2 separate regions of the Mus musculus genome follow, and region 2 is linked to region 1. A link is a loop called in an ENCODE intact Hi-C map of the cell type or tissue named here. Cell type or tissue: left cerebral cortex. All regions are shown on one strand.

Region 1 (2,500 bases):
TAGGAACACCTTGAATCTTCTATCCATAAGGAAGGATGTCAAAGCCAGACACACTACCCAGGCCCACTGGAATGGCCTTCTGAGTTAAAACTCAGCCAGCCCAGAGAACAGGATTTGGAGCTGATGGTTTAAACATCAGACCCCAGCCACACCCCTTTTCCTCCCAGGCACCTTGGCCAGGTTTTCACTCTCACCAGCCTCTGCTCCTCAAGAGAAGTAAGGACCCCAGGAAAAGGCTCAGACACACAAGTTCATTACATGGTAGCTGGTACATGGATATTATTTCAGTGCTGTATTTCCCACACTCCCAACAGGTGCATATTTATTTACAACCTGAATACCAATGCATTAAAATACCTTTTGATTATCAACTACTATCTTCATCACTTTTCTCAACTCCAGTGACTTTTCAATATAGATAGACAGATAGCCAATAATTTAATCTTTGGTTGGCTTTGGTTCTTTCTTTCTTTCTTTCTCTTTCTTTCTTTCTTTCTCTCTTTCTTTCTCTTTCTCTTTCTCTCTTTCTTTCTTTCTTTCTTTTTTTCTCTCTCTCTCTCTCTTTCTTTCTTTCTTTCTTTCTTTCTTTCTTTCTTTCTCTAAGGAAAACTAGTAAAGAAATTTAGAGTCCGTTTTCAGTTGGTTTGGTTTTAGTACCAGAGTCAGAACTAGTTCCTTGTGAATATTCTCCAAATGCTCTCTCACTGATCAATATCTGCAGCTGTTCCCTTTATACTTTAAAAGTGCCCCCTCGGATCTTACTAAATCTATGAATAAGTACACATCGCCTTTTAAAATTATAACCAGTTAAGTGTGAGGAAGAGAAGGGTCGGTGGGGATGTGGAAGGGTGGGGCTGTAGCTGAGCCGGTACAGTGCTTGTCTAACAAGCATGAATCCCCGGATGTATCCCACATAAAGTATGCATGCTTATAATCCCAGCTCCAGTGCTGGAGGAGAAGGACCAGACACTGGAGATCATCTTTGCTTACATAGGGTTCAAGGCAAGCCTGAGAGACATAAGACCCTGGTCTCAAAACCAAACCCCCTCCCCCCAAAAAATAGAGGAGAGAGAAGGGAAATAGAGAAAAGTGAAGAAAACAAAATCCATCAGGAGGGGTTTGCCCTGGAACAGAGGCTGGGTATAAAGTTTGGGGAAGGGGGACAAGGGACAGGGCTTCCAAGACACCCAAGGAAATCAGTGTATGCAGTGGAGGGAGGGGTGTAGGGACAAGAGCGTTGCTCATTGAATAAAGAAGCTGTGAAAGGAGAGACAGAGATAAGCCTTTCCCACCCAGGACCTCGGACCAGTCCTTCTGCCTCAGGTTCCTGCCTCTTCCCTGGGGAACTCAGCCAGGCCACAGGCACTTCGAGGGGGGACAGCGCCACCTTGTGGGCTATTTGTTCCCGGTTGAGAAGCCCTCAATGAGGTCTTTTGCTTTTTACTACCTTGAACACACATTTTTTTTTATCAAAAGAGAAAATACAGGACGTCTGAAGTATTTTTTTGCTTTAAACTTTGGGGGTCGAGATCAAACACGATTAAGATAAAGCCTGCAGATTTTCCTCGCGGACACTATTCATCTGCAAGTATCTGACTGTTTCCAAATGCCCACCTTGGTGACCCTACCTCACAACCTTCAAAGGACAGCAGGGAAGCTGGCAGAAACCTTGAGGGTCAAGTGCAGTCAACTGACTCTGCTTGGGTTCTGTGCTCAGCCTTGTATGGAAGAGCTGAATCAGCAGGATTTTTGCAAAGGTTGATGGTAGGAGGGATGGGGGGGCAGTCAATTCCCCTTTGACTTCTGGTATGTATAAGACAAGTCCTGGAAGTTTCCTTTGATAAATATCATTATACACAAAGAGTTCTGCATAAGAATGTACTTTATGACTTAAGTTATAACTCTGCAGTCCTGCCAACAGCCTACCAGGCCAGTGGGGGGAGTGGTATACAGCCACTAAAAATAGCACCGTTAAGAGTCACTTTGAACCTATTTCCTAAAAGAACTATTGGAAAATATCAGCAAAATACATTGCATGCCATCCCAAAGAATCAATTCAAATCCTATATTTTATAAATCACTGCAATTCTAGCTAAATACTGCTATTCCGGTTTTTTTTTTTTTCTGCTTTCTGTGGGTGTCATAATTTTCTACACTGAGTATGTACTACTTCTTAAATCAGAGGGGGCACATTTTATAAGTTTCGATGCCAGCCAACCTTCCCTTCCATTCTTACCCGTGTCTCACAGGCCCAGTGAGGAAGATATTTTTAGCAGAGACAAGAAACATAGGGTATTTAGATGTTAGGTGAGAGAAAGAGACTCCTCAAGTACATTAGTTTGTGATGCCAGTTTCTAAGCGAGGCTATCAACCACAGTGATATTCCTCCTGCAGAGGGCAGGGCATAGGAGGCTGGTCTTGTTGGTTTATTTGGGGGGTCGGTGTTGTTAGGGGGTGTTTTACTTTTCCTTGTGCTGAGATTGAACAGTGAGTATTAACA
Region 2 (2,500 bases), 210 kb before region 1:
GAAGCAGGTACCTCTCCCAACAGAAAATTGCCTCTGCTGCCCATCTCTGAGTGAGCAATAGCTTGGAGAAGAAAGAGGAAATGAAAGGGTACAGCCTACATGCCTGCCCGAGTTGTCTCTTCTGCTTTCTCTGCATGAAATGAACTACAAAAAAAATGGCCCTCTGACCTAAGACCAGGGCCCTTATAGGGAAGATTATTCTGGTCTGTGGTACCTAAGCCTTTTCCTCTCTGTACCTTAAAGTCTCCATTCCAGAAGGTCAAGGCAACCCCCAGACAGATCTTTTCCTGACCACCGCTTGTTCATTTTGTTCCACTGAATCTTGCTGTCTGCTTGGAAAATTTCACTCACAAGCGTCAGCCGTTCTGTGCCAGTGCAATCCGAAGCCACCCTTTCTCTTAGCTTTGCCTGCCTCCTCCCTTGGGCTATCCACAGGGAACCAACCCCTAAGCACCAGCATGCTGTCCTGGGGACTGGGGAGCAGCTACAGGCAGAAGCAAAGGCCGTTGTGGCATTGACAGCTACCTGTGTCAAGGGACAGAAAGACAGGACTCAGGGCTGTCTGGGCAAACAGAAAGAAGTCACTTCATCCCCCTGGGAGCAGAAGATACCAGGAGGCTGCTGCCTTGGCAGACAGAGAGAAGCCATTCGCTTGAGTCATCAGCCAGAGGGTTCAGCGTTATGGTTTTAGAAACATACACACAAGACTGGGTATTTTTCCACTTCTAAACTGTGAACTGTATGAACTCTTAAAAACATTCACCAACATGCTGTCCTATACAACTTACTCACCAGTCTTCAAGCAGGCTTGGTGTGCATGTGCTTACACACACACACACACACACACACACACACACACACACCCATTGTAGAGGTCCAATCAAAGGTAACTAAAATCAAGACCTAGTTCCTAGAAAGAACAAGTATGTAGCAGATAGGTATCTTGAAAATATCTTGGGGAAATTTGAAAACTAGGAAGTTGTGAACATACATTTCTTAGGCCACCTCACAAGTAAGTCTACGTAGATTCAGAACAAAACTACCTCATTCCTGTCAAAGTGAAGCCCATTGAGGAACAATCTCTCCGGGCAGAGTCCCTCCGTGGAAGTCCTGAACATTTTAAAGCCTCACTTCCATGTTTTCTTAAACAAAACCAACAAACGTTGAGGAGAGTCATTTTTTGTTCTTGATGATTTAGGATGGTAATTCTAGACTTCACTCCTTCGTGCACGATGAAGGCCGATCAATGTCCTCTTTGGATCTGATTGGCTCTTGAGGATGGATGCACTTGAATGCAGTACCGGCAAAGCCCAGAAGAGGGCGCCAGATTCCCCTGAAGCCACAGCTAACAAGCAGTTGTGAGCTTTTGAATGGCTGTGCTGTGAACTGGGCTCGCCGCAGAGCCATCTCCTCAGTCTACATTTGAATTTTTGTTGAGCTTTTAAACATCTTAAGTCCCCCAAACCATGATAACAAGTACTTTGCTGTGTCTAGTTTGTGTTACCACAGTAAGTTAGCAAGCTCGTTAAATGCCTCTGTCATGGGAAACTCGAGACTATTTTCTCCTCGTACTTCTTGCTTTCAATTCTTATGAGTATCCTTCCTCATACAGCCTCCCTCTTCTGACTTGCCTTTATTTTTCATATGTATCAATTTTGCCGTAGAAGATCTTTGCTGTCTATGCCAAAGATTAGGTCCTGGGGTTCAAGATTTCAACCCTAAGTCCGTGTAAATTCAAGGCTACCATTTCTTACTTGCTTCGTTCAGCCAAGGCCACGACAGAGTAAGGACTGCCTGGAGATTGACTCTCACCCCGACTGAGCGTAACACAGCACCCATAGTTCTCAGCGTTGGTTTAGACTCCTGTTTCTTCTGATCCTCTCAGTCCCCTACATTCTGGATATGGGTATGGGCCTCTTGCCAACTGTCCTAGCTAAACAAAATGTGCTTGTGTTTACTTACCACAGAGGGTCCCTCTAAATCTTAGAAGATCCTGGGTTGATAAATTAACCATGAGGCTAAGCAGGGGCAAGAAACCAGACCTCAGTAAGCTGGTCCCTTCATGACGAGCAGTCAGCGCTTCCCTGTGCTCAGCAAACAGCCAACATTCCCAGCAACCAAACATAGCTCTTCCACCCGTATGAAGTCTCCCTGAGCTCCCGTGGCATGGGCTGTACCTCCTTCTCTACCCATGTTTCCCCAGGGTTTGTCTCCTTGCCCTTTATTGGCTCCTGCTCCAAGCCACCTCAATCACACTGTCTGTTCCAGTGTGATGATCTCACGCTCTCCAATGGCACAGACCCCATACCCAGACTATGAACTGCAGAAACGAGCCTGCGAGAGAACTCAGCAGGTGTGTGCACATACTTCTTTTATTGATGTCTTGTCACCGATTGCACCAAGGCATCCGTGATATGAACTGTGGTATAAATTGTGTTGGAAAGTGGGCAGGTCAGGGTTTCCCCATTCTTCCATCTGAGATTACAAAGGAAGGACAAAG

What was found. Hi-C counts contacts between places; a loop is a spot of excess contacts. Peaks named below come from ENCODE experiments on the same cell type or tissue, not always from the same donor. Only the 100,000 strongest peaks of a DNase experiment are listed, where the experiment ranks them.
Region 2: it touches region 1 in a loop (2.3-fold over the local background); 6 of 42 quality-filtered maps call a loop at or near these places.

Annotation. Positions count from the first base shown.
Region 1 is chr1:62,928,326-62,930,825 of GRCm38, forward strand. The region is part of intron 3 of Gm35252 (a long non-coding RNA gene); the gene reads right to left. Among named protein-coding and RNA genes, the nearest start is that of Gm35252, 27 kb to the right of the region's middle. In left cerebral cortex, a CTCF peak has its summit at 1,396 (motif pointing left); a DNase peak (open chromatin) is centred at 1,385.
Region 2 is chr1:62,721,413-62,723,912 of GRCm38, forward strand. All of the region lies in intron 2 of Nrp2 (neuropilin 2), which reads left to right. Among named protein-coding and RNA genes, the nearest start is that of Gm29083, 4.5 kb to the left of the region's middle. In left cerebral cortex, a CTCF peak has its summit at 1,312 (motif pointing right); no DNase peak of the experiment used is centred here; H3K27ac peaks cover 306 bases.